Linked DNA regions of Mus musculus: all the other regions are linked to region 1. Evidence: chromatin loops called from intact Hi-C (ENCODE). Cell type or tissue: heart. All regions are shown on one strand.

The links. Hi-C counts contacts between places; a loop is a spot of excess contacts. Peaks named below come from ENCODE experiments on the same cell type or tissue, not always from the same donor. Only the 100,000 strongest peaks of a DNase experiment are listed, where the experiment ranks them.
Region 2: a loop joins it to region 1, with 2.3 times the contacts of the local background. A loop is called at or near these places in 2 of 42 quality-filtered maps.
Region 3: a loop joins it to region 1, with 2.2 times the contacts of the local background. A loop is called at or near these places in 5 of 42 quality-filtered maps.
Region 4: a loop joins it to region 1, with 2.0 times the contacts of the local background. A loop is called at or near these places in 2 of 42 quality-filtered maps.
Region 5: it touches region 1 in a loop (2.0-fold over the local background); 4 of 42 quality-filtered maps call a loop at or near these places.
Region 6: it touches region 1 in a loop (4-fold over the local background); 8 of 42 quality-filtered maps call a loop at or near these places.
Region 7: a loop joins it to region 1, with 6 times the contacts of the local background. A loop is called at or near these places in 6 of 42 quality-filtered maps.

What each region holds. Positions count from the first base shown.
Region 1 is chr10:84,915,604-84,919,603 of GRCm38, forward strand. Ric8b (RIC8 guanine nucleotide exchange factor B) reads left to right here and starts at 2,010. Exons shown (of 10, transcript NM_183172.2): 1 at 2,010-2,222. The coding sequence starts at 2,139. In heart, a CTCF peak has its summit at 1,511; DNase peaks (open chromatin) are centred at 1,648 and 1,958; H3K4me3 peaks cover 2,090 bases; H3K27ac peaks cover 1,753 bases.
Region 2 is chr10:84,620,156-84,624,155 of GRCm38, forward strand. It overlaps Polr3b (polymerase (RNA) III (DNA directed) polypeptide B), which reads left to right and starts at 2,143. Exons shown (of 28, transcript NM_027423.2): 1 at 2,143-2,383. The coding sequence starts at 2,312. It overlaps Gm17249 (a long non-coding RNA gene), which reads right to left and starts at 2,490. Exons shown (of 2, transcript XR_380645.4): 1 at 2,042-2,490; 2 at 368-1,303. In heart, a CTCF peak has its summit at 1,729; DNase peaks (open chromatin) are centred at 2,186 and 2,306; H3K4me3 peaks cover 1,984 bases; H3K27ac peaks cover 1,518 bases.
Region 3 is chr10:84,640,109-84,644,108 of GRCm38, forward strand. The region is part of intron 9 of Polr3b (polymerase (RNA) III (DNA directed) polypeptide B); the gene reads left to right. Among named protein-coding and RNA genes, the nearest start is that of Gm17249, 19 kb to the left of the region's middle. In heart, a CTCF peak has its summit at 1,656 (motif pointing right); no DNase peak of the experiment used is centred here.
Region 4 is chr10:84,708,209-84,712,208 of GRCm38, forward strand. The region is part of intron 23 of Polr3b (polymerase (RNA) III (DNA directed) polypeptide B); the gene reads left to right. Among named protein-coding and RNA genes, the nearest start is that of Rfx4, 46 kb to the right of the region's middle. In heart, CTCF peaks have their summits at 2,088 and 3,902; no DNase peak of the experiment used is centred here; H3K27ac peaks cover 340 bases.
Region 5 is chr10:84,834,661-84,838,660 of GRCm38, forward strand. Rfx4 (regulatory factor X, 4 (influences HLA class II expression)) reads left to right here. Exons shown (of 18, transcript NM_001024918.1): 5 at 633-694. All of the region lies in intron 2 of Gm40728 (a long non-coding RNA gene), which reads right to left. Among named protein-coding and RNA genes, the nearest start is that of Gm40728, 27 kb to the right of the region's middle. In heart, a CTCF peak has its summit at 1,669 (motif pointing right); no DNase peak of the experiment used is centred here; H3K27me3 peaks cover 515 bases.
Region 6 is chr10:84,966,797-84,970,796 of GRCm38, forward strand. Ric8b (RIC8 guanine nucleotide exchange factor B) reads left to right here. Exons shown (of 10, transcript NM_183172.2): 5 at 3,067-3,295; 6 at 3,933-4,000. It overlaps Gm34633 (a long non-coding RNA gene), which reads right to left. Exons shown (of 3, transcript XR_003948930.1): 3 at 3,576-3,703. Among named protein-coding and RNA genes, the nearest start is that of Gm34633, 35 kb to the right of the region's middle. In heart, a CTCF peak has its summit at 2,285; a DNase peak (open chromatin) is centred at 1,105; H3K4me3 peaks cover 598 bases; H3K27ac peaks cover 2,723 bases.
Region 7 is chr10:85,100,235-85,104,234 of GRCm38, forward strand. Fhl4 (four and a half LIM domains 4) reads right to left here and starts at 2,261. Exons shown (of 2, transcript NM_010214.4): 1 at 2,062-2,261. Tmem263 (transmembrane protein 263) reads left to right here and starts at 2,393. Exons shown (of 3, transcript NM_001013028.2): 1 at 2,393-2,763. In heart, no CTCF peak of the experiment used is centred here; DNase peaks (open chromatin) are centred at 2,347 and 3,117; H3K4me3 peaks cover 2,731 bases; H3K27ac peaks cover 2,471 bases.

The DNA.
Region 1 (4,000 bases):
CAGAGAGAGTTAGGTCCACAGCAGCGTGCTATTGCTATTGGAGGGAATATCGGGCCCTCGCTCTTTCCTGGATCTTTGCCTTCCAGCTGCCATGGAGTGAGCAGGTTTTTCTACTATGCCCTGTCAGGGAGCCATGAGGTACACTCTGGTCACAGGGAATAACACCAAGGAGCCATGGACAGAACCAAACGAATCTCTCTCTTTACTGATTGGCTTCAGCATCTGTTTCAATAACAACAAACAAAACCACAATCGTCTCCTGCTCTTCAATGACTGTTCAGCTGCATGGTCAATAAAATACTGGCTTCATGAAAAGTATAATCATCAGAAAATCCAAGCTCCATGGGCTCGGCGTCTACACTGTTTAAATCTCCCCAGATCTACTACAGGGTAACAGAAACCCAAGAAGATGAGTAAACACTTGTACATCTCTCCTTCCTCTTCAGCAAAGCTTAAGAGGCCCACGGGGAAGGCAACAAGGATGATTACTTGAGGGTAAAACGCTTGGAAATTTCTTGCAGAATTCATCTATTCTCTATGAGAGAGCCTGGGAGTGCAGAACAGGCTCCAGGTCCAAACTTAATATAAAAACTATGCATTTTAAATTTTCAAGACTGCTCATTTTAAAACAAGAACAGCAGGGCTGTTCATGGTGATGTCCACAAGAACAGACCACCCAGTAAGGTTGGGACTTGTTTTGGGAGCCACTGTATCCACACTGTATTGGATAATGCCCAGCAATGCACAAATTCTCAAATATTTAATTTTTTGAGATGTTGAGTGAACCCAGATGAAATGTAAGTGGCTGGCACAGAACTAACACTTGGAGAATATGTGCCTCCATCACCACTGACTCCATGGATACTCTGGTTGTGTGATATTTACATCTTTGGGAACGACCTGGATTCAAATCTCAACTTTCTCAATTACTAAGTGCAGAGCTAATTTCCCTGGGTTCAAATCCCAGGTATGCCTCATTAATTCTGAGCTTCAATTTCTTCATCTGGAAAATAGAAATAAAATATATATGTATATATGTACATACACACACACACACATATACATACATATAATATAAAATTATATATACATAATCTAATAATCTATCTCCAAATAATATCTATATAGATATATAGATCTCTCCAAATTTCTTTATCTGTTGTGATTCCTTAGGGTTCCACAAAGAACTGTGTTCAATTTCCCATGTTGCTGTAGCCTAGTGCATAACAGGACTGCAACCGGGTGAGGAGGGTGAGCATTCCAGAGACGGAAACCGCTAACTGAGCATAGAGGGAACTCAACCTGGCGCTGACAGCCACTACCAAGGGTCGGCCGTTTCGCCATCGTCAGTAAGTCCAACCAGCCGCGTCTAAGTGCAGGTCAGAAAAAAGAAAAAAATAAAAACCAAAAAAAAAAAAAAAAAAACCCAAAAACAAAAAACCCAGTTAAACCCCAGTTTAGACCCTCCCACCAACGAAGGGTCCCTCCGCCTCTGGCCTCCAGCGGTCGCAGGATTCTGGTTTCCGGCCTTTAGGGAACTACATTTTCCAGCATGCCCTCTGGAAAGAGGGAAGTCTTTTGCACTGGATGACTACCAATTCCGGCATGCTATTCAGTTCACTAATAACTCAGATGACAGCGTGGGATGAGCCCATTGCATGTCGGGAATTGTAGTGTAGAAGCGGTAGGCTCGCAGATGGGCGGGGAACAGCCCGCCAGTTCTCGTCCGCTATGGGGGAATGATTCATAGAGTGTTAGGAGAGACAGTTCTGCTCGTGGAAGCCCGCTGCGAAGCCCAACTCTTCCCCAAGGCTGGCAGACCTAGGGGAGTAGGCAGGGCCTGGGCCTGACTCAGTCTCTGGTGGCTCCTCAGGCCTCCACCAAGCCCCGGGCCTTGTCAGGGGAGGCCTCCGGGCGCCGGTTGCTGGGGGAGCGGTGACGTCGCGGGGTGAAAGTTGAGGGGCGGTGACGTAGGGCCTGCCCGGGCGGAGGCTGGCGGGTTGGAGGCTGGAGGGAGGGAGGGAAGGAGGGAAGGAAGGAAGCTGGGAAGGAGCGAGGTAGCGGGGGCGCGAGGCGTTTACCTGGGAGGCAGCGGCTGGGGCGCGCACAGCGGCTGCGGCTCCCCCGCACCTGCGGCCATGGATGAAGAGCGCGCCCTCTACATCGTCCGGGCCGGCGAGGCGGGGGCTATCGAGCGGGTCCTGAGGGATTACAGCGACAAGGTAAAGAACTCTGGCCCCGGGCGTTCGCTGTCTTGTCCCCCCTCCCCCCGGGCCGCCTTCGGGGCTTGCACTTCGCATCCTCCCCATCCCCCTCATTCCGGGGATGCGCATTGCTCTCCCCCGAAAACGTTTCCGGCTTGGGCATGCGTGTTTGTGCCCCCAGCCTTTCCCACTCGTTCATCCTGCATCTACCCATTGCCTCCACTATAATGCCCACTCCGATTTCTGGCCCAGCAGCCTGTCCTGTGGTCTTCTTCCTAAACGTGCAAGGCACACCCCCAGAATCTGTAGATGCGCGGCTGCCCAGTGCCCCGTTCCTGGATGCATAAAATGCATGCGAGGCTTTCTCACCTGTATAGTGTGAAAATACATGCTTCTCTGCATAAACACGGCCCTTGTCATGCACAAAACATATCAGCAACGATGGCAGGTCTTTGTGTACCTGTACCATTGTATGGTTTACCAGGCATTGATGTCTTTTATGTGATCTCCTTTGATATCCTCCAAGTGCTTATAAAGTAGATGGTATCAACCTTCCCATTTCATAGATGAGGAAACCGAGGTGCAAAGAACTGAAATCACGCCCCAAGGTCATGGACATATGTTGCAAGTGGGTAGAAAATCCAACTCCTAATAATACCTGTTATTTGTATCGCATTAACAGCTTTTCTGTTCATTATCTCATTTAATCTTGACAGCAATCCTGTGAGGTATTATCTGTGTTTTGCAATGGAGCCTCCAGATGGGCTAAGTAACTAGCCCAAGGTCATTCCTGGGAGCCAGAGCCTTCCCACCTAGGTTTTCAAACTATCCATTCACTGGTCTTTTGCTACAGTGATCGGTATCTTATTATTAATACCACTTTCATCTCTGGAGGAGCTCTCTCTCCAAGTACCATTAGATCTTCCTTTTCCTTTCAGCAGTTTCTCATGTTTGCTTTAATAAGTAGCCTACCTAACACCTTTAGGCTGTTTGGGAGACTTGTATGACTCTCTTCTCTGAAGACCCATCCATCACCAAGTTACACCATATACCTAACAGGTACCTTACTGTTCCTTTCCCCTGCCTATTTATCAGCCCTCTCTGAAAGAAACATGGCTGTATGCCCCTGTGGACCTTCTCTTCTGTGCCTACTACTCCGCTCTCATATATTTTGTATCAGTGAACTGCCTGTATGCCCATTTCTGCGCTTAGTAGAAAATACCTCCAGAAGAGACATACTTCTTGTTTTAAAAGAACCTTCATACCCACTTAATCTTCCCAGCAATCTAGTGAGGACAGTGAGGAGGATATTCCTCATTTCACAGAGAGTAACACTCAGGATAATAATGTCTTCCCAAAGTCACATACCCAATGAAAAATAAGACTGAGAGTTGAGTCTAGCTCTCCAACTCTAAGTCTAGTGCCTTTTTTTTGCTGTGATACATTCTTAGGTAGAATGCACGGACTGTACTCTAGTCATGTCTTAGCCCCTTCACCTGATAGGCTTTAGTGTTGATCATATCTGCCTAATTTAGGAGAAACTCATTTAATGCGTAGGTGTACATACTGCGTATATTGTATTATTTTTAACTTGATTTATTATTGCTTTCCAGAGAAGATATGGGGGAGCTTCAAGCTGATTTACAAAGAGAAGTATAATAGTTTGGCTATTGTGTTGAATGAACTTCTATTAACTGTTAATGTTTTTTTTAGCACTTACTATATGCCAGCTAGCTAACAATGATAGGAACCTTTTTTCCACAAGCCAGGGAGGAGGGAAAACCTACACTGGGATC
Region 2 (4,000 bases), 300 kb before region 1:
TGCACTAGAACCTGGAATGCAAGGCCATTTTCATTCCAGCATTCACAGACTGAAGAACTAGACAAGTACAGAGGTTATGGTATTAGGTCACAGCAGCAGAGATCTTGCTAGAAATGCAGATTTCCAGCTCCAGCCTGCCAATCAGAAAGCTGAGATTTTTTAGTTCTCCAGGTGTCTGTGATCTGGTTTACAGTAGAACCATCTTCATAGTGGGAATCCAAGATGACTTTGTAGAAGACAGCTGACACACCTGAGCCAAACTTGATGTCCTCAAGTCTTCAGCTCCCTTTCCCAACCCCTTCCAGACTACACTAAGTAGGGTGCTCTCTGGTATAATAACTCACAGGGACCATTCAAATGTAGTTTCTCTGAGTAAATCTTAAGGATTTAAGGGGGGGGGGGGCTGATCATTCTTAGTTTTAAATGATTTGTCTTACATGTGAGTATGGGGATCAGAGGACAGCTCTTTAGAGTTGCTTCTCTCCTTCTACAATGTGGGTCTTGGGGGCTGAACGCGGCTTTTCAAGCTTTGTGGCAGGTGACTTAACATACTGAGCCATCTTGGTGGCCTGTAATTTTTTTCTTTCTTTCTTCACTTAGTTTCAGAAGTCTATCAGCACAACGTTTAGATACAAGCACTGAAATTTAACTAGCTAACTCTGTACGCAGATTACCTTGGACCAGGTTTAAAAAAAAAAAAGAACACATATTATTAGATGGTGCTAATTATACAGGTGAACTATTAAATAGTTCAACTATTAAATGGCCAGGAGCATTGTACACACTCATGTGACACCATCCATCTCCACAATTTTTGTATGTTCCCAAACTGAAACTCATTTAAAAACTGTTGGCATCTTTTACCTCTTCTTCCCATGGGATTTTTCTTACCATTGGACTTGCATGAACTCATTTCCAATTTCAGTGACAAATCCTTTTGTCTTCTACCAACTGTGTGTTTACTATTCATAGAGATTTTTTATAGGTGTATCTAATTTTTTAAAAATTAATGGAATACAACTTTTAGCAATTCTTATGCTTTCTCCGTTGCCATCCTTGAAATCTTTCACCAATCAATGTTATTAATACATTACCTTTTCTTTGGAGACAGGGTTTCATGTAGCCCAGGCTGGCCTCGACCTTGTTAGGTAGCCAAGGATGCCCTTGAATTTCTGGATGCCCTCCTACCTCTAGCTTCTAAATGCTGGGATTATAGGTGTCTGTGCTGCCGTGGGAGGATTATGTGCAATCCTTCGTTTATTCGGTGTAGTGGTAACAAACTCCGTCCCTCTGACGTTTCCTTCTAGTGTTTTGTTAAGGTATATTTCATCGACATAGGATTTAAACATATTTTCCCCCAAACCGTTAATTAACTATTCTAATATAATTTATTGGGTTTTCCCTAAGAGGATCTTGGACCTCATTCTTCAAACTCCCTGAGACAGTGAGGTTGTGATCCTACCACCTCTACATACCAAATGCTGGGATTAAAGTCGTGGGCCCCTACACCCTGTCATAGCAGGAATCAACCCCAGGTGCTCTGGAAGAGCAACCAGTAGTCCTCAATCCCTGAGCCGCCCCTGGGTCCTAAGTCACTGATCAGGTCGCTCCCGTTTAAACCCTTCAATGGTGCTTTACTATTCCCAGGGAGAAAGTCTAACACCTTCTAAGAGTTAACACATTTCAGAATCAGGAAGGCATCTTTTACTGCCCCCTGGCTGTCCTGGAACTCACTTTGTAGGCCAGGCTGGCCTCGAACTCAGAAATCCGCCTGCCTCTGCCTCCCGAGTGCTGGGATTAAAGGCGTGCGCCACCACGCCCGGCTGATGCCTGTTCATTACACGCAGGTACCACCAATTATTTAAGCAAGGACTTTTGCTCTTCTGTACTACACAACATACAAGCAGTTTAGACTGAGTTAATTGAAATCTCTGCTTTAGAAGTTCATGTTGTGACTAATGTGTATTATCGAGTCATTTTTCAGATTAGTTATACAGTTAGAACTACTATACTTTGCCGTATTCAATCATTCTGGGGATACTGGAAATGAGCCTGTCAAGAGGCTAGGATTAGCCCGGCGAGACCTCGGAAGTACACCAGTGGGTGTAGTTTTCCACATCCGGCTCGGTCACTTCCGGGTTCCTCCGCAGGTTAGGCCCTGACCAGGCGGAACCTTTTGAAACGCCTCCCCGTAAACAAGCGCCACGGGGACACCGGAGGAGAACGCACACCACTCTCCGCGTGCTACTTGCTTGGAGCCGCACGGGCGGATGTGAACATTCTGCCGACTTCTTCCTCTACCGTGAATGGAATGGATGTTCTAGCCGAGGAGTTCGGGAGCCTGACTCCGGAGCAGCTGACTGCGCCGATCCCGACTGTGGAGGTAAGTGCCGTGAGCGCAGGCAGCGGAAGAGGTTGGAGACGACTAAGGAGGCGTTGCCGGGAGAGTTTTCAGGATGACGAGGGCGGGTCCCTGGGCTTCTACGCATGCTCAGAACTTCTGCACATGCTCGGAGCTCCGGGTGTGTGAGCTTTTACCAGGTGTGGTTCTTGAGCGTTTGTAGCAGCAAGTACAGATCTCTCAGTAGCGTCCTACGTTTAGAAGCTTAGCGAATGGCTCTCGGGTAAAGCTTTTCTAATTTAAGTGTGCACTGGCAAGAATTGGTCCTTGTGTATTCTCTCAGGAACCAATATCTTCTTGCCGATCTCACCTGGAAGGACACAGAGATCCTGAGAACGTAGGCAATGTTCTTGAGGTCCCATAGCCGGCTTTGGTGCTAAAAGTAAATGGGAATCTCACCCTTGTCATCATTTTCCTTTTACTCCACAGTTTCTTTGGACTGCAGGTTTAGTTTAAGTACCTTGACTATCCCTTCGTCCCCCATTTTTGATCTTGTATTTTCTTAGGGGCCCCTATAGCTTTCATCAGATTCTTAAAAGTTAAAGGATAATTGCTTCACGGTGAACTGCCTAAGGAAGTGCAGTTATTGACATGATTTTGTTTCCTGAGAAGGTATATAAATTCTCACTGAACCTTGACATCTTTGGCACAGAATAGGGACATCTAGGACTGAAGATGGTCGAGGAAGAAATTCAGGCAGAGGAACAGGTTGTACATGACCCCAGACACACCATCAGTTGTTTCAGGGGAACAAATAAATCTAGTGGAGCTAGGGGAAGAGGGCAGTAAAAGATGCCTTCCTGATTCTGAAATGTGTTAACTCTTAGAAGGTGTTAGACTTTCTCCCTGGGAATAGTAAAGCACCATTGAAGGGTTTAATTGGGAGCGACCTGATCAGTGACTTAGGACCCAGGGGCGGCTCAGGGATTGAGGACTACTGGTTGCTCTTCCAGAGCACCCGTGGTTGATTCCTGCTATGACAGGGTGTAGGGGCCCACGACTTTAATCTCAGCATTTGGTATGTAGAGGTGGTAGGATCACAACCTCACTGTCTCAGGGACTTTGAAGAATGAGTTCCAAGATCCTCTTAGGGAAAATACACAGTATTTGTCTTTGTGTTTGGCTTATTTCTCAGTGTTCCCCTACTCCTAATCAACAGGACCTGCAGCCCATGCAGCAAAGGATAGTTAAGAATGTAGCCCAGTCCAAAACTGCAGACTTAACTCCAAGCTTTATGAGTGTTATTTTATTTTACTTTTAATATTTTTGGTATGGCTCTCCAGGGAGAGTTTTGTAGATCACAGCGTCGTGTTACAGTGTTGCTGTAAGGAACCTTCCTCACAATCGTCCTTAATTGCAGCATGAGCTGGAACTCTCGGTGTCTTCCAAATGGGCCACTACACTGCTTTCTGGTCCTTCTGTCTGTGTTTCCCAGCCCTAACTCAGCTTTTGAGCCACGGTGCACTGGCTCACTGGAACCTGCTGTCACCTCATTCACTACCTTAAGCCTCTTCAATGTACCTACCTTTCTTTCCTCACCATGTCTAACTCATAGCAGGCATAGACATCCTCAGTGTTCTCCACCCTGCCAGCTCCTTC
Region 3 (4,000 bases), 280 kb before region 1:
GACCTAGTGTTCTTTCATACATAATTAGCATTTTGGTAGGTAGTGATGAGTAAGCCTTTCTCTACCCTCTCCCTAACCAGACAGTGCTACCAAACACCACCCTATTACTGTCTCCCATGAGTCTTTCAGGAGCTAGTTTGCATATTCATGAATAGAAATAGATCTGTTTTGTTGATGCATGCAGTGCACATTATTTTACACTTAGCTCTTTTTTGGCTTTGTAACTCACATCTTGGATGTGCCTGATCGTTGTACATGCAAACGTGACTCTGACAAAAGTAAAAGAAGGAAGAAAGGGTTTATTTTGGTTCACAGTTAATCATGGCAGGAAAATTAAAATGGCAGAAGCCTGAAGCAGCTGGTCACATTGCATCCATGGTCAGGGAACAGAAGGATAGATGTGTTTGCTCAGTTCACTTCCTCCTTTTCATGAAGTCTGAGATCACAGCCCAGGGAATGACATCACCTAGAGTGGCTGTGTCTTGCCACCTCAGTAGTCTAATCAAGACGGTCCCCCAGCATGTCCAGAAGCCTGTCTCCGGGTAGCTTCTAAGTCCCATCAAGTTGTGTGTCGGGACAGACTGTGCATGGCCATGAGAGCCCTTGATGTTACAAACGTGCCCTGACATGTCACAGGGACATCTGTAGGCTCTATCCAGGACATTCTAGATCTGTTCATTCTTATAGACTTCTAGATTCTCTTGTCTCTAAATAAACTGGTATCTTTACTATACAACTAGATGCTTAAAAGTTTGTTCGAAGTGTTGGCTTAGAACCTGAAAAGCAGTTTCCTGTAGAAATGCTGAATTGATGCTGTTCTCGGAGAGCTCCTGTGGCCACTTACCATGTGTGAGGTGTACATGTGTATAGCGTGGAGCTTGATGACTAGCTTGGCTGATCAAGAGCCCAGATGGTCTCAGGAGGCTCAGCACAGCATGCCAAATGATCCTAGACACTAGCACTGCTCGGTGGCCGCCCTTCCGGTTCACTTTAGGACTTAGCATTCCTGAGCCATAGTTGCTTTATAGTAGAAATCCCTTCTATCAGCAGGCAGAAATCTCCAGCAGTGGCAGTAAGCTGGTTAAAACGGAAAATCATTTGGGGTAACAAGAGACTGAGCCTCTACTAAAGAAAGATGTTCCCAGAGAGCATGAGAGTCAGGGAATCCGACTTCAAGTCTGGTTTGTAGTTTCCGATGGGCTCTGCCCTTGGTCATTCTCAGGTATGGACTGGATGCTGACTAGACAGGTTCTTTAACTTGAGAAATAACTGTATTTGAGATGCAGTCATATGAAAGTGATTCTGTGGGATATTTTTTATGTTTAGCTTAATATGCTTCTGAGTTTTAGAAAGGATTGAGTCATTAATTTTCTTTACCAGGTGACAGTGATAGTCAGAGGACCATTTCATCAGTAGTCCAGAGAGTCTCACACATGTCTGCTGTCTTCCTTTCTTTGAAGTTTGGATGTTCACGCACAGAAGGAATTGTGTGTGTGTTTGTGTGTGTGTGTGTGTGTGTGTGTGTGTGTGTGTGTGTATTATAATATAACAAGTCTGTGTGATGGCTTTTCTTAGAGGAATCCTACAGCTCCCAAAGTGTCTCATGTACATACACAATGATGGAGAAATGTTATTTGCCAGCTTCGAATTATATCTTCAGCAGAGGGCAGTATGTCTCCATGTATCCATGGGACTTTTTTTTTCCCCCAAAGTTTTTGAATGTGAATAGCATTTCTGTTTTTAGACTAAGAGTGTTAATTACACAGAAAGTATATGATCTTTTTACCATGTGTAATGAGATGCATACATGGATTAAAAATCTGGAAAGCTTTTAACATTCCTTTTTTTATCTACATGACCAAAGTTTAATAAAACAATTTCTCCTGTTACAGATTTGTTTAATATTTATGTTGAAAATATAAACAGATATAGCTGACTTAAATTCTATCTAAAAAAAAAAGAAAGGCTATGAGTTAACAGTTTGTCGTTTTTATGATGTAGCCAGTTGAAAAATGAAGAGACGCTCTAAAGGGTGAAGCTTGTTTCTGTTATACAGCTCTTTTTCTTGTGACTTGTAATGAACGTAACAACTTATTTGTATTTTACTTACAGTAGACGATGGCTTCTGTCTGCACCTTCATCGTTAGGGATTTTTATGTGTGTAATTTATTTTTCAGTTTCCTAAAGTAGGATTTTAGGTATATTTTTCTTTTTTTTTTTTCAACTCAGGTGTTTTCAGTCTTAGACACATGCTGAGACTTTGAAATGTGGTCATTATTAATGTACTTTCCAAAAATGTGTTTATTAATTGATAGGACAAGCAGTGTCTAACGTTTAAGATAAGCATTTAACCCCCTTTTCTTTTGATCGCATACAGTTGTCACTCTGGGTCTCCCCTTCAGGAGTGTTCAGTCCACTGCTGAAAACTTGTGTTTTTATCACCTCTCACATCTCTCCCTGGGTGGCAGCGCAGGGTCCTGGAGAGTTTACAGACACACAGAGTAGCCTAAATCTCTGCTTCTCCACTTAGTAGCTATGTGATCTTGGGCAGAATTCTCTACCTCTCTGAGTCCTGAGTAACTCATCTTTCAAGAGAAAACTCACCTCTGAAGCCCAAATGAAATCACGTGTTCCCAGGATAGAAGGCTTTTCTCTTTGCTCAGCCTTCCTTACCCACTTTTGTCAGAGCTGAGGAAAATAAACTGGGGCTCTAGGAGAAGCACGTCGTTTCCCCTTGTGTGTGGTGTGGCCCTAACCCAGCCGTTGACAGTCATTAGGACACGATTGTAACCAACAATTGGCTAAAAGCAGCAAAAGTGGCAGGGTTTCCCGATGCCCTGGTGAGTCTGAGTCTGACCATTTGGGCTTGTGAGGCCTGGAGCAGCCGTATTTATGGGTCTGAATCACCGCCTAGGTTCTCCTGCCCGTGAATCTTCCCCTTTCCCATTTTATGTCACAAGCTTTCAGCACTGGCACTGCAGTGGCATCTGTAGCCCCAAAGGATCTTGGGAGCGAGGCTTTGTTTCTAGGATACCAACTTCTATGGGTGCTTTTTGTCTTTAAAGAGAAACAACTGCAGATTTAAAGGAGTCATCGATGTTCCCTTATCTACCAGGACTGCTGCTAGCAATAAATAATTTCAGCTACTTTACAGAAAACCAGAGCTTGGCTGTATTTCTTAGTCGCCTTCATCAGAATCCTTACACAGTGTATATCAGTGTCTCTCCATAGGTTCAAGTCATTCTCCCATGCTCACTAGTGTTTTCTTTTTCCTACCTTTAAAAGTTATACTTTGTCTATGTTTGAGAACAGTTTCATGCTACTTTTTTTTTTAAGATTTATTTATTTATTATATGTAAGTACACTATAGCTGTCTTCAGACACACCAGAAGAGGGAGTCAGATCTCATTACGGAAGGTTGTGAGCCACCATGTGGTTGCTGGGATTTGAACTCAGGACCTTTGGAAGAGCAGTCTGGTGCTCTTACCTGTTGAGCCATCTCACCAGCCCATCATGCCACTTTCTAACTGACCATGTGACCATTGGTGACTTTCAGACAAACATTATCTCGGCCATTTTTCCCTAAGGTTATTATTGTACAGCATTTTCTCCTGACTTATTTATTAGTGGGAATGATGAGGTTTCAGGAGTACAAAGAGTTCCACGGAATGCTACTTTTCAGGTGCCTAAATTATGTCTGTAAAGCAAAATGGGTGGGCATTTTGTTTGTTTCCATGGCGACGCGATCATCTGTTTGTAGCCATGGCTGCTGAAGGCTAAACAGTCTTTTTGCTGGAGCTCCTTTGGTGATCCTTGCTGAGATAGGGCTCCGAGATTCAGTGACTTGATAGGACGAGCTCAGGCTTTGGCTGGAAAGCTTTGGCGGTGCGCATGCTTTCTGCTTATGGTCTCGTTCACCATTGCTTGGCCTGGTTTCTTTCCCAGCTTAGGCATGTGTGGAGGCCCAAGTATTCTGATTAGATATATTTTAAACCACTCC
Region 4 (4,000 bases), 210 kb before region 1:
GATGATTTAAGGTGGTGGTGAGGAAAAGAAAAGGTTAGTTGATAGCTGGGAGAAAGGGAAGAAAGGAGGCCACCTGTGGTAGCCTTCACATTTTGATTTAGAAATTTGCATCTCTTAGGCCCACCGACCCGAGTTTATTAGAAGTACTTATTGGGTGATTGGAACAGTCCAACTTGAGAACGTTCTGGCTGCTGCTTTAGCCCCCCCATGTAGTACCATATTCATCAGCACAAGCAGTTCCCACTAGACACTCATGCATGTTAGAAGACAGCTTCTTGATAATGTGAAACGGCCAGAACACACTAAGGGTGCAGGTTCCAACCTCCACAGCCAGTCTGGGCAGCTGCTCCTGACTGGCCAGTCATTAAGTTGATCTCCTCTAGAGTACGTCCTGCTGAGAGCAATTAGGTTCCTTATATAATAATAATCCCTTGCATTTAGATTTTTGTCTAAGGACCATAAAGTTGCTCTCAGATATTAGCCCATTGGTTCTTCTAACACAATTAATTGCCTGATGGAGCACCTGATGGAGGTAAAAAGACTAAGCTCCTAAGGCTTTATCACTTTTCTTCCTTTCTAGTCAAACACTGACGGCCTGAATAGTATCTGTTAAACAGAAGAGCATCAGATTAAATTAAGGTCACCTGGTTCTTTGTTATCTTCCCTCCACTGGAGTGTGATCCAAGGAGAGATGAACTCTACAGATACCATCTCGTCATGTTCATAAGCCTCATGAACATGGCACAAGTCGTGTTTGTTCCTTCACAGTCCAGACCACAGACTCCAGACTCCTGGTGCCATGCAACTGTAGGGAAAAGGCTCCCTTCCTACAGTGCAACTGTAGGGAAAAGGCTCCCTTCCTGCTGTAACTGTGGGAAAAAGGATGACTTTCTCTGTCCTCCCAAGCAGTGTGAGTACATGGCCTCCTGATGGTAAAGTATCTCCCTACGCGAACCCCAGTGAGTTGGTTAGGCTGTAGTCAGTGTGATGTGTTAGGCTCTAGCAGCCTCCCTGTGATGTGTCCTACATGGCATTCAGCTGCAGGGAGTGCAGTTATGCTTCCAGCATTTGCTCGGATTGATCTATGTCAGCTGCATCTCCTGCCTAGAGTTGTGTCCTCACCTCCTTAGAGTGTTTGTCACACAGTGCATCTGAGTGCTGTGTGACAACCAATAGAAAACTGCATACTAGTCAGCCCTTTCTGGGGGTGTCTCCTCAGAAATAGCTCTTGCATTAAATAGATCACTGCAGTTGTTTTTTTTTGTTGTTTGGTTGGTCTGGTTTGGTTTTGGTTTTTCGAGACAGGGTTTCTCTGTGTAGCCCTGGCTGTCCTGGAACTCACTCTGTAGACCAGGCTGGCCTCAAACTCAGAAATCCACCTGCCTCTGCCTCCTAAGTACTAGGGTTAAAGGCGTGCGCTACCACGACTGGCTGCAGTTGTCTTGATAAGGCTTTAGCATGGTAAATTTTTTTTCTCTTTTGGAGTGGTTTGTTTGTTTGTTTGTTTTTGAGACAGGGTCTTGCTGAGCAGCCCAGGCTGGCTTTGAATTCAGAATTCTCCTGCTGCTCCAATACTTGCATTACTGGCATGAGCTACAACACATTGATTTTTTTTTTTCTGATATGTTAACTTGTCTATTTAAAGTGTTCCAGCACACAGATCTAACCCATTAAAACTAATAGGTCAGTTACCATAATATTAGTTATTAGAAGTGCATTCTAAGAAAATGAAGTGATTCATAATTCCAGCTGTATTTTCTCTGGACAACCTGTACCTACATGATTTTTGGGTTGCTCTCTGAAGCCGTAGAAATAAAGACAGCAGCTTGGTAGTGGAACCTGCAGTACCTGGGTCCTCTGAGAGTTTCCCTGGACTCCATAAGTTCTCCTTCTCTGCCCTTGGAATTAGTGTCAGTGCTGATGGAGTGACACTCTCTTGGCAGGGCATCGTCTGCTCCTAACTTTCCCGGCTTCTATTTTTCTTCATGAATTTGTGTTTGCTAAGAGTCCTGTGATACAGTCTGTGGCCTAATTCCCAGTTGCCTCCAGTGAGTACATCAAAGTTCCTGAGCAAAATGTATTTGCATTTTGCTACCAGGAGGCTGTGCTATAAACAATGGAGTTGAGACATCAGCACCGGCCAGGGGATGAAATTTTATTTTACAATCTGAAGTGCTGTGTAAGCATTTAAGGTATGAATCGGTAATCATTTCCCAACAGCTCCCATTAGCCATGCTTTCTTTGCAGCCCATCCGCTTTCCTGGGATGCAGGGTGGGAGTTAACTCTCTGGAGCACACTGCGTGGCATTTGCATTTAAGCCAGCATTCAAGGGAGGGCACCACAACTTTCTAAAGTTCTTAGTGCCAGAATGGACCTTATGCCTCTGCTCTTTGATGAAACACAGTTTTAATTTTTCATTGCAAGAAAAGAGAAGAAACCTTCCCAATGTTGTGAAGATTACATATTTCTAAACCAGAGAAATGTAAAAGAAAAAAAAATATATATGGGGGAAAAGTGGGTTTCAAAGGTCAGGAACGTTCTTTACCCCTGATGGATTCAATAAAATGCAGACTTTAAAAATCATCTGTCTAATTTGAGATTCAAGATCATCAAATTCTGTCTAAATATTTTGTTTTAACTTCTAAGCTCATTATGGCCCCTTTGTGTTAACTTGTATTAAACTCTGTCAGCTATGACTGGTCTCATAAGCACAGTCAGTGGGGCAGAATAAGTTAATTATTTACTTGTGTCACTAGTGCTCTTCATTTAATGAAATGCACAGCTGTGTTGGATCTGCAGTTGGATGTGTAGCTCCCATTGTTCAGCAAGTCAGCAGAGGGGAGAAGCCGTGGTGATGGAGAGTCCTCGCCTCTCTCTGCTGCTCTGGCTTTCTGTGTCGATTTCATGGGTCTTTTATCACTCGCTTTCTCACAAAACAAACAACACAGGGCTGTCTGCTATGGGAACCATCTTGGCATATAAAAGGGGTTTCAGAGGCTCAAGTAATTTTAAGTTAGCGAAGATTTAATTTTTGGCTTACAGGTGCCCCTGGTTCAAATATAACCAAAGCAATTCTATTATAAGACGGAATGGAAAAAAAAAAGCTCCTTGTGTATGTTTTTGTCAGCAAATGTCAGAAAAAGGCAGAAGAGAAAACAAAACAAAACAAAAAAAAAAAAAAAAAAAAAAAAAACTTCCCAAAAGGAAGCTGTGCTGTGAAGAGTAATCGGGCCCAGAGGAAAATGACTAGATTCTGACTGTAGGAATGAGCATGTATGTCATCTTAATAGCCTGGTGAGGTTAAATCAGCTCAATTAAACACGTCAACTAAAACCAGGCTACCAAGTCTTCCGTCTTCCTGCCATCCCTAAGTCCCAGCCTGCCTGAACCAGTTCCCACCTTCTCCTGGTGGTGTGGAGGGTGGACCGCAGCCTCTCCCAGGCTGACACCAGCATCCCTGTGGGTCCTGCCTGAGAGGCGCTGCCTTTTCTCTTTGGTTTTGTGTTTAAGGGCTATCGGAACCCTGACTCTCACCAGCCTTCCCAGGCTCTACCCCGTCCTTGTGGAGATGCCGAGTCCAACATGTTGTTCTTTGCTGTACAGTAGTGGCCTCAGGGTACCTAGATTTCTGATTTGCTCTCTTTCAAAGTAGGCTTCAGTGACTTCCGGCCTCTGTCAGATCCTTTCAGTATGGATAAGATGTGGCTTTAGAGGGAAGGGACACGTCACACAAGACAATGGCACACAGCTAGATTTGAGCTACAGCGTAGCAAGTGAGTTTCTGTTATTTATACAGGAAAGCATGAATACCCATGGTATGATTAAAAAAAAAAAAACCTTTTCAACCAAAATAAATATCAAAGAAACTGTACGTCTGCTCTGGAATCCAGCTCTACACGCCCTAGCTGCAGTCTTGTTGGCAGCCACTAGAAAGCAGAGTGTTAGCACAGTGTAAAGAAGCAGGCAGGCTTGTTTCCTCTGTTTAGCTCTTCATGATAT
Region 5 (4,000 bases), 81 kb before region 1:
TCACACACGCTATATTCAAGTAGCAAGAGAGGCAATTGGTACTCAGTGAGGAAGCGCTCTGGCTGCACTCAGACAGAAGCCTTCCAGTAGAACCTGGAGACGCAAGAGACAACTGTTGCTACTGGACACTGGTTGGTCCCAGGAGGTCTCTGAGCAGGGGCATCTTGTTCAGAAGCCCCAAATGTCATCTGCAGAGATGGAAGCAAGTCTGTGAGATGTGGGTGAACTTCCTGTAGTGAGATGTGGGGGTGGAAAGAGGCCAACTCATAGGGACAAAATCGGGATGGTACACAAGGCCTAGTTACAGGACTGAAGGTGGGTTTGGCTCCAAGTGTGATGGCGGTCTCAAGGGAGAATGGTCTATTTTAGAGCTTCCTGGGATTTCCTGTGTTGTGAATAAGAGGAGATAAAGCATGGTAGCCCGGTGAGATTTCCCACTGAGCCCCTCAGGGTCTGAGCCCCACAACTGCCAATGTACTGTCCACCTGCCCCCTCCCCCACCCCAACACCAGGAGTCTGTGCCATTGTGTTCCCAAAGACTCCTAGCCAGTCTTTGCACCGGCACCGGCTTGCTTCCCCTTTCAGTCCTGGTACACCACTGCTCCTGATGGGTTCTTGTGTCGCCCTTACAGATCATAAGGCAGCAGTTTCCTCAGCTAACCACCAGAAGACTCGGGACCCGAGGACAGTCAAAGTAAGCACGGAACAGCCACAATGCCTTCATTCACAGCATCTGTCTCTGGACCTCGAGGCCAGACCCCAGGATGCTCCTCAGGAGCATGGTCTGCAGGCCCGTGGGGAGGTCTGTGCCTAGAGTGGGGGACTGTGGAGGAGGTCTATGACAGCCAGCTTCTCTCTCAGCACCCTTGAGAGGGAGAGGAGAGAGAGGGAGAGAGCCTGGCCATCCAAAAACCTTTGGCCCAGCTGCTCGATGCCATCTGACTCTGTGCCTCCTTGTCCTCGGTTGTCCTCTGTAAAGCAATCTTTACATATTTCCAAGGAGCCCTGTGATCTCTCAGACCATTTCCAGGTTGCTTGGAGTGTTGAAGTAACCTCTGCTCTGAGAGCATACAGTGGGCCACAGGCACAGACCAGCTCCAACAACGTGGGGGGATGGGCACGTGTTTCCTCCCCCTCTGGCTCTGTGGTTCCTTCCAGCCAGCCAACACTTGAGGAGACAGAGGTCCTGCTCTGCAAGCTCAAGCTCACCACAATCCTCTTGTCTGGACCTCTCGCATGAGATCATAGTCCTGAACCATCACGCCTGGCTTGCCAGGGACGTTCTGATATGTAAGACAGACATGAAAAGAAGACTCAATGTTTCACATCATAGCAGAGAGTAAGAAAAGGGGAGGGAGAGGCACGGGGAAGATCTTTTGGAGGAGATGATGGTAAAGAGCAGAGGAAGTGAAGTCGTCCCCCCCCCCCCCCCCCCCCCGAGAATTCCTGTCTCCCAGGTGTGTATCAGAAAGGGGGGCTCAGCCCGTCCTACTCCATCAAAGATACACAGCAGTTGCCTCTCAGGATAGTTTAGAAACTTTCAGGGGTCAGGAAGTGTCACTTGGAAGAGAGGTGGCCACACAAGTGTGGCCAACCCAGTTCAACAGCTCCCTTTCCTGGGAGACTTCTAAGAACCTTTATCATGCTAATGTGCACCTTGACTCCACTAGAGGGTGCCTTCTTCTTATGCGGCATTCTAGACCTTTGACAACTGTAAGTGAGAAGGCAGCACAGTGAGCCAGCAAACCCGAAAACCTCTTCAAAAGGAAGGAACATCACATCTCCACATAGGTTGCAGAAGTCATGTCTGGACAGAGGGGGTTAGGGGTTCAGCGTTGTGGAGGGGGAGGGTTGGAAGCACACCCACACACTATTACCCCAGAGACAGAGCCACTGAGCAGTAGAACTTGGGTTTTTGTTGTGGAAGGGAAGGGAAGAAAACAGATGATCAAAGTTGGGAAAACCCTGTTATTGGTAAACTCTGAAAATAAGACTGTGTGTGTGTCTGAATCTATGTGTATATATCTGTGTGTGTGTCTATGTGTTTGTATGTCTGTGTCTATGTGTATATGTGCCTGTGTGTCTATATATTTGTGTATAGGTGTCTATGCATATGTGTGTGTGTGTATCTATTTTTATTTGTGTCTATGTCTCTGCATATGTCTATCTGTGTCTATATGTGTATCTCTCTCTCTCTCTCTCTCTCTCTCTCTCTCTCTCTCTCTGTGTGTGTGTGTGTGTGTGTTTATCAGAAGCTCTTGAGAGAAATTCCAAAGGACTGTCCAGAAAATTTTTGAACAAAGGACATCTTGAGATAATTTCTCAGTGATTTCTTTCCCAGGGTGACTACACTGAAGAACAAACTACTTCATTTATAAAGAAAAAGTCTGGTGTTTTGTTTAAAAGCAAGGTTGTAAGAATAGAGTGCAAAAATCTTTTTTTTTCTTTTTTTTTATTATTATTAGGTATTTTCCTCGTTTACATTTTCAATCTTTTTTTTTTTTAATTGTTTGCTGGTGATCAAAAGTGGATAATTCAAAATCTCGGTCGAACCAGATTTAAGCTACTCCAGGTGACATCTTTCAGTCTTCCCAGGATTTTGGAGTCTGAGGCAGGAGTGTGAGGCCACATGTTTAAAAGCCAGCCACCTGAGTTACATAGCAAGACCTTGTCAAGGTGGGGAAGAAGATGAATACAAAGATGCTGGATAAATAGGAAAGTATGGAAATGTTTGTCTAGCCTGTGGTCTTTGGAAAACCACTGGCTCCAATATGCAGTTTCTGATTTCTAAGGAGAATAGGAATGGTAGAAAGAGTTGGTAAATGTGGAGAACCAGAAAGGGTAGAAATAGAAGGAGCATGCACTTGGAGAACAGTCCCCTCTGAGGAAAGCCTGGTTTCTGTTCCTCTTTTTCTTTCACCTACATGGTGGCAAATTAGGCATCATCCATTTTTAAAGTTCTACACACAGCCATATTCTACTGTCTCCACGAGGACCCCCCATGCCCAGCCAATCTAAAGGCAATGGGATGTTTCAAGCTGCAAACTGAGTCTCCAGGCTGCAGCGTGGCCTGTCAACATCCCTCAGCAAGTCCACTCCTATAGATGAGACATAGGTATGTCTAGCAAGGAGTGCTGACTCTCCCTTCAGAACCTAAGTAGCAAAACCAAGACGGGACCAGACCAGAATAGTGTAGCTTTCCTGTAATTGAAGATCTATGCTACATGCATAGATTAACCAGGAAATAAATGGTTCTATCTTATGATAATGTAACTATCTCATAATGTCATATTAAGATATGGCTGTCTTGACCTTAAGTTATAAGAAACATTTTAAAGCTAAGGGGGTATGCTATATAACTGTCTTTCCACCACAAGGTACCTCTGGAGTCCCTGGAACCAGCCCCTCCCCCACAGATTGCCCACAGACGGAAAGGCAGTTATGTGACAGTTGAGAAGTAGAAGGCCCAGACGGTAGATATTAGCTCAACACAAAGAACTTTCTGGTAACTACATCGGCTGAAAATGAACTGGGCTGCCTTCGGAGGGCCTGAGTTCTTCATCCCAGGAGGCATGAAGATGGAGGCAAGCTGCCCACTGGGCAGAAATTTCACAGAATGGTACCAGCAGGAAGGGGGCTGTGAAAGGGAAGGTTACACGCACCCATCTCTCCCTCCCCGTAAACAACTTTCCCCCAAATCAAAATGCTTCCCCATTCCCATCACCGTGTATCTGTGGATAGAGAAAAGTAGCTGAGATGTTATTTGGTGTTTCTGAAAACGAGGGCTCGTGACTACAGTAGCATTACCACTGTACCGTGAAACCCCACCCTAGATTCACGAAATCGGAATCTTGGGGGTCAGGATGCTGCCGTGTGCACTGTGGGTGATTCTGACTGTTAATAAAGCTTGGGAATCACTGGCTGATTTAGAGGCACAAAGCCCGAGTTAGAAGTTCAGATCCTGCCTCTGGGGCCTTCTCACTGGGTGATCTAGGATGCA
Region 6 (4,000 bases), 51 kb after region 1:
CTGTGTATACTGGCAGCAAGGTAAAACAATATAGCCATTGTGCGAAACAGTATGGAAGTTCTTTTAAAAATTGAAACTAGACATGCCATTTGCTTCAGCAACCACACTGATGGTTGTACATTCCAAAGCAATAAAAATCAATGTCCCAAAGATATACTTGCATACTCATGGTCATCATATTACTATTCACAGTGTCAGAGACATGAAGACCGCCTGTCAACAGACAAATAGATAAGGGAAATATAAGGAGAGGAGAAAAGATAGAGACGGGGCAGGGAAGGGAGATGACTGAAATCTCTAACACTAGATAAGCAGAGAAAATGTGGGAAGTGTGTGCATGTAACAGAACAGCATCCCACCGTGTAACAGAACAGCATCCCACCTTTACAAAGAAGGAAGTCCTAAAACTCCCAAGAACGTATGTAGATATAGAAGATGCTAACAAGTTAAATGAACCAGGCACATGCATGATCCTCTTTTAATAAGGAATCTAAACTAGAGACACTTAGAGGGTGAGGTCCTATGCTAGTGATGGCCTAGAAGGGAGGCGTGGGGGAGTGGTATCATCTATTGTTGCTGTACAGCAGAGTCTACCATTAGCAATACTGTAGCATATATTTAACACTTGGTAAAAAGGTTAGATCTTAGGTGCTCTTCCCACAAAAGAAAAAATAATAAGCTTTTCTTTCTTTCTTTCTTTCTTTCTTTCTTTTTTTTTATTAACTGAAAGAGATCAGGAGAATCTTTTGAAGATCTCCAGATTTGGCTAGCTTTCTTTCCAGGCTTGAAAATATACACATAAGCCTCAATAGGAAGAAAGTCTATGTGACTGTAAGGTTCATTGCTTGCTGCGGATTGGTGTGGGCCGCTAGCATGCACCTCACTGTCAGTGTTTGTTGAGTTCAGCAGTTGATGGAAGGCCAAATCTAAGGTTGTCCTCCCTCCCCACAGCTGGTAAGCCTTCTGCGTATCAGGAGGGGCTGGGAGCCTGAGCTGGGGGGGTGGGGTGTCACAGCACAGTGATTAATGGTCTCTGGGAACTGGAAAGGAGAGTAATATACACAGCATTTCTACCCCCTGGAGTAGGAATGCAAACACCATTGTGCAAACCTGTGCATTGGCACCGACTTCTGGAAGCTGGAGAATCTCATGTACTCTTCTACCACAAATAAAACTGTCAGAGAATGACAGAGCTCAGAAGGCTGACCTTCCTGCTTAAAAAGAATAGCTCGAACACAGCGAGCCAGAAAATTAATTTTGTAGCTGTTTGAGAACTGAGTTCAATAGGTAATGAGAAGAAAAGCCTTAAACATCCAAATATTTGTTGATTCCAGCTCTACATTTGGCTTCCTAGATATGCTGAATTTCTAAACATTCCTCCTGGAAGTGGATGTAAAGGAGAACCAGCCCTTTGTAATAGAGCGACTCTCAAACTCTTCAGCCTGGTCTGGGATAGATGCAGAGGGTCACACTGCTGATGCTTTCCAGAGATGGCCGTCTTGTGTTTAGGGGGAAATCATAGCATTTTGGAATGGCTTGTACCGGTTTAGAGAGTAATTCTTAGGTAAAGTTCTTCCTCTCTCTTCTCCCGAGTGACTCTGGTTCCTAATAATAATAGTTTCCAAATGCTTAAGTGAGAAGCAAGCCATTTTAAAGTATAAATTAGGTACCCTGGAAGCTTGCAAGAAAAGAAATCTAAAGTTTGTGTGGAAAGTGTTGTACTTTAATTGCCTTTGAGAGTCATAAATGACAGGACAGAGAGTGTGTGGCACTGACAGCAGCTTCAGTGAGGACAACCGTAACTTAGGCTTTACCAGCGACCATGTGTTCATAACAACAGTTCACTTGTTTCCTGACCCACAGTTCATACCACTCTTTATTGTCACTCATTTTCTGTACTGTCTAATTTATAACGGATTTTCAGAAATGATTTTTTAAAATTTTTTCCATAATATAAAGAGAATAAAATATTGATTCATGGGAAATAAAACCATGCTTCAAATTGTTTTTCTTTTTGTTTTATTTTTTAGAATGTCACTATGAATTACGTTTAAATTGCTATGATCTGAATTAAGACAGCATCGGCTGGATTAAGCCCTGACTTTGGTTTCCAGGCGGTTATACTTTTAAACTACATTTGCAAGGGTTTATTTTTAGTCAGGATGTGGTTATTTTTAGACGTGCTTCTGTGTCACTAGGAAATGTAATGCCTGTCTTTCCATTGTTGTTTACCAGGAAGTCCTGGGGTACAGGCTATTAAATCAGCTCACATAGGAACACTGCCTCTCCTGGCAGATAAAACTGTGAAACGGTATGTGGAGAAAGATCTCCTTTGCAAACATGCCTCGGTCTGAATCTCTACTACCATTTTATCCTCTTGAATACTGGGCGCTAGGACAAGGTTTTTAGGGAATGCCAAAATACAAGGTTTGGGTCCCCTGCTGGTGTGCATCCCAGGCTCCTATACAATCCAGGGAAGTCACAAGGCCTGGGACAGAGATGGGACAGTAGTGTGAGAGCCAACGGTGAGAGAGGAAAGGGGGCACTGTGCTTTCCCTTGAAATATAAAAAATTGTATTTTGTACATTAGAAAAAAAACCCAAGTCTTGATACTGTAGTGTTTCTCTTTAATGTTGTTGCCTGTGATAAGCTGCTTATCACATTGCTTCTCAAGTGCTTGGTGCTGTAATCGGAGGGACAATAAACAGCACTGGACCCACAAAAGCAGCTCAGGCCCTGACGAGCATGCAGAGCCACCATTGTCACAGTAGATTAAAGAGCTGGCATTACAGCTGCCTGATTCCTGTTCAGTGTTTCAGAAGGTGGCGTGCTGTCCTGTCATTGTGTCTGTCCGTTTACCATTGCTCCTTTTTACTTTGTCGTGGGTATGGTTAAGACAGGTCTTTCTTTTCTTTTAGTAAATGCCAAGTCATATTAATGGCTCAGTTTGAAAAAGAAAAATTTTAATTGACTCCTAAAAGTCACCTCTGAACTTTGTATTATGTTTGCATTTTAAAAGCCTATTCACTCAAATTAAAATAATTGTATTTTCAAATTGCCTTTCAGTAATGCCGTCAACCTTTTAAGCAATGTTCCAGTCTCTTGTTTGGATGTTCTCATTTGTCCATTAACCCATGAAGAAACAGCCCAAGAGGCAGCAACTCTAGATGAACTGCCCAGTGATAAAACAACGGAGAAAGACACAGCTTTGAAAAACAGTACCATGGTATACAATGGCATGAATATGGAGGCCATTCACGTTTTACTCAATTTTATGGAGAAGAGAATTGATAAGGTAAGCTGCTGGAGTGGGAAGGCGCACCTAAGCCCTATGTGCCCCGCATAGAGATGACACAGCATGAGCGCACAGCTTGTCCTTGGTGCTTGGCATGCTATATAGTTCTACTTCTCCAAGAACATTACCATGATAATGACACATTGGAAGAAACCAAGGAATTTATGTAATGTTCAAATTGTATTTTACACCAAATTTATAACTAATGTCTGAAAGTAAAGGAAAAATTAGCTGCCCTGTAAATGTCAGAAGTAAAAACTAACCTCTCCAAATGACATGTTCAAAGTATTTTGTCTTCAAATTTCTCTAGTCTGTCACTCAGTTTCTCCTGAAAGGCAGCAGTGTCACATAGATGGGTCTCAAAATCCTTTGCTTCTTTGAAGCACATTGGCTGGGCTTGTGTAAACCCTAGGAGAAAAATGTAGGAAGAAGCAGGAAAGATAAAACCACATAGTAAAATGAAGATAACTTATGGAAATATTACATAAAGTAACTTTTAAAGTCATTTGTAAACGTTGGTATCCTCCCCCCTTTCCCCTCCCTCCCCTCAAGAAAGTCTTCCTATTCTCAGATGACATGGAGGAGAGCCCCAGCCTTAGGAACTGAACTAATATGGCATGCATGGTTTTCTTTATAGGGAAGCAGCTATAGAGAGGGTCTAACTCCAGTTCTCAGCTTATTAACAGAATGTTCCCGAGCCCATCG
Region 7 (4,000 bases), 180 kb after region 1:
AAAGTATATGACAAAGTGAACATAAAAATGTGTTGCCCTTACACTAATTCATCATATAAATGCCAATAGAAATACTGTGAAGATGATGTCAACTCAACAAAGGAATTATTTATGCAAAGAACTGGATCAACTTCCTGTACTGAGCAGAAGGTTGGACCCCTCCTTCAGCTTCAGTGCTACAACATATAATTTATGTTTTGCTTTCACAATTCTGTCTTCTGTCTTGCTACTTTCTGGTCTTAACATTTTGAACTAGCCCAGTCTGTTAAGCAATGTCACTGCTAATTACTCCAGGGTATCAATAAGGTAACTAATTTTTTGAATGTAACCAACTAGAGAAAAACTGAGGCACTTAAACTAGAATTAACTTTTGTTTTAGGTGATGGAGGTACAGTTTGGGGCATGCTAGGCAAGTACTCTAAACTGAGTCATAATCTCAGCTATTTATAATGTAGTATAAGAAAGTTTTGCCTTAAGTTACTGCATTAAGAACTCATTATTTGAAGACATTTAAAGACATTATATAGAAATAAAGATATTACAGTATTAGAATCAAGAACTACAATGGAGGTCAGCCTATAAAATAAATAGGGCCTGATTTCATTGAGGTTCCTTCTGGTTACACCAAGCTATCTGAAATCAAGATAGCATCAGGATAGAAACAATTCAATTAAGATTCTCATATAGACAAGAGTGGCTTAGAACTGAATGGGATGTTGTTCTTTTTAAAAAGAAGATGGCATCAGATAGCTGTGAGCTGACATGTGGGTGTGGGGAACTGAACTCAGGACCTTTGCAAGAGCAGTGAGTGCTCTTAACCACTGGGCCCTCTCTCCATTATTATAGGTAAGGAAACTGAGACAGCAAGAACTGACTGGGGTCAGATCTATAAGAAATACTGGACTACCTGTACTTGTAGGTTCAGAAGGAGCCAAAAGCTCCCTGGTACCTTCATTGGTTTATGAAACAGAATATACCACTGCTTTGAATTATAGCCTTAATTACTAGCAAAACTGTAAGTCAATTTGGAAAGAAAGTTATAAAGTTCTGCATTGTAATTTTGCCCAGGGTTCAATCTTGAAATCACCTATTAAAATCCTATTAAGAATTCAGGAGTCTATGACAATAAAAGATTGGTACTCAGTTAATACCACAGTTCAAACTCTCCTAATCATCATTCTCTTTTAGTTCTGTAAAACAAGATTATCATAATTTCAGCACAGTGATCTGAATGGACTTAATTCATCGATTTGATAACGGTTAAGCTCTAGTTCATTCTATTTAAGAACTGAACCAAGGTTAGCTCCCTCTCAGGATTTTTTGTTGTTGCTGTTAGCATCCCTTTTCTGAGACTTGATAAACACTTGCTATCCAGTTACACCACGCTGATTACTTTCATTTAAAAATTGAGGTCCCCTGTCCTGTGTATGTTTCCACTTGATAACTAGGTCGTGAAAAGAAAAAAAATCTCACGTTTTGGTATAATTTCTCAGTAAAGCCCCCTTACACCCACAGTCTCTCTTCTTATCTTTCCCAAAAGTGTAGGGTGGACTTATTGTCATTTTTATCTTAAAGATGTTGAGAGTCAAGGAAAAGCTAATAGCAATTATCTAGTCAGGTAGCCATTTCGTCACGTCTCTGCTTCCTCCTCACAGCCTTCCTAGGCAGCTATCACAAGCCCCCTTGGAAGCTCACTGTCCTGTTTCCCATCTGAAGCAGAGGCAACGCTGAACCCAGAGGACTTCCCAGACAGCATCTTCTTAGGCTGCTCAATACTTTACAGGACCCCACCAGGGATCCCCCCTCCCCCCAAGGCTGGCAAGAACGTGGAGGGGCCCTGACGAAGCCCTAGTTAGGAAGTGACAGTTTTCCTCCCTCTCCAGTTCAATTCTCACATCGATGAACCAACCTTCTTTCGCTACCAAAATTCAAGGCCCCCTGAAAGGCCTTGGGCATCCGCTGTGTGATGAGGGCGAACCTGACATGTTTACGCTCAAGGACTCCAGGTGGACCAACAACAACAACAAAAACCCCACACAAATTAGCAAGGCCTCGCCTCACCCTATCACTCGGTGACACAGGCTCGCAGAGCGCCCTGGGGAGAGCGACTGACAGAGGCCCTGCCCGTCACTCCCTTAGGGCAGCAGCTAAAGGTTGAAGCCCCTGGGCGAAGGAGAGGGAGACACCGGCGAGCATGCCGCCCTCCTCAGGGGAGAAGTTCTAAACCCCCATAACCGTTAGTTCCCTCGAGCCCGGAGAGTGGCCGAAGACTCGGGCGAGGCCGGAGGCGCGCGCCTCGCCGGGGCAGCGCCCCCTCGCCTGCTCTGATTGGGTGGCCGGGGCGGAGGGGGCGGGGAGACCCTCCGGATGAGGCGCGCGCGCAGGCTGGCCGGGGGCTGCTGGGAGGGCTGCGCGCGCCGAGCGACCGGTGGGCGCGGGAGGTGGGGGGGCGGAGGGCCGGGGGCGCGAGTGCGCGTGCGCGTCGGAACCCGAGGCGCGGGAGGAGGCGGGAGCTCCGGAGGCTGCGGAGGGGGCGGGTCGCGTCAGGCGCCACGTCCGCAGCCAGAAGCCGCCGCTGCCGCCGCCGCCGCCTCGCACCGACCTCGCACCGAGAGTCTTCCGACTTCTGAGCCGGAGAAGAGCATCTAGGTCGCGTAAGCCACTCCCGGGCCGCATCAGGGCCTCTGCTGCCCCGGCCGCTTCTGCTGTTCTCCGTGCCACCGCTCCCTCCGCCCGGCCGCAGCTCCCGGCCTCGACCCCGCGGTGAGTGAGTGTGTCCCATGGCTGGGGCGGGGGCGGGAGGGTGTCGTCGGCCTGAGTGGCCGCACTCCGGGCCCTTTCCCGTTAGCCTCATCTGCACCTCACCTGCACGACCCCGGGGCCTGGCCGCTCCAGCCTGGCCCTTTGCGGGGGGACACTGAACGGGAGGGGGATGGGCGGGAGTCGTTGGGGGGCGTACGGAGGTATGGGGTTACCCCAGTGGGTCCACGAGTTTGTGGACGCGGTGTCTGCAGTTGAAGGGAGTCGCTCTGGAAGCCTGGGTCTGACCTCTTGCCTTGAGTGTCAGGCTGGTGCGGAGGAGGAGATGGGGCATCCGAGGAGGAGCCCAGCTTCCTTGCCCCACTTAACTTCTGACCTGTTGATAAACGGTCCCGGTGGGTTCAAGTACACAGGGCTTGGCTCCAAGCGGAGATTCCCGCTGCTCTTCCTAAATCGGGAACTCCACTCCCACGCCTGTTCTAAGCCCGCAGGTGTGGGAATGAAGAGGGGCGCTGGCAGTGTCAAGGAGTGACTGGGGAGCAGGGGGGAAGGAGTCCTGGAGCAGCCGCCAGTGCAGTCACTGCCGACCCCAAGCTCAATCCAAAACCGAGCCTGCCATGCACAAGCAGCATCTAGTCTAGCCCCGGAGCTGCCACTCGGGATCAAGTTGGATCGTCTCTCTTAAGCCCGTCTTATATTGGAATTCCGCAGGAACTAGGGTGTGCTGGATGGACAACGAAGGGGCGGAGGAAGGAGGTGTCCAAGCCAGCACCAGCCTCTAGGGTCATTTTCTGCCTCTCCTGCCACGTCACTGCTCTGCTCAGGGGAAAAAAAAAAAGACTTGCTTGTGCCTAAAGGTGGATCAATGAGGGGGAGCTAGGGCTGCTGGGAAGAGTTAGAAACACCTAGACTAGGAAGCGAAATCTTACTTGATTGTGTCTTTTGTATCTTGTGAACGCTACTAATCCAAAAGGAAACATTGTGGGTATTTGTATCTGCTATTGGTTAGTGCTTAAAACTTCTAGTTGTTGCCGCTCAAGGGCTATCACACTAACAGGTAAGTATGTTTCCATTCTTGCTTTAGCAACGCTTAATACACATCTGCTTTCATTTTTCACTTTCATTTTTTTTTGTATAGCAGCACTTATACCAGAAACTAAGTTCAATGAAAGCATCATTCGAAAAAAGTTCAATGAAAACATCATTCGAAAAGTTTAATTGATTTTAACATATAAATTCA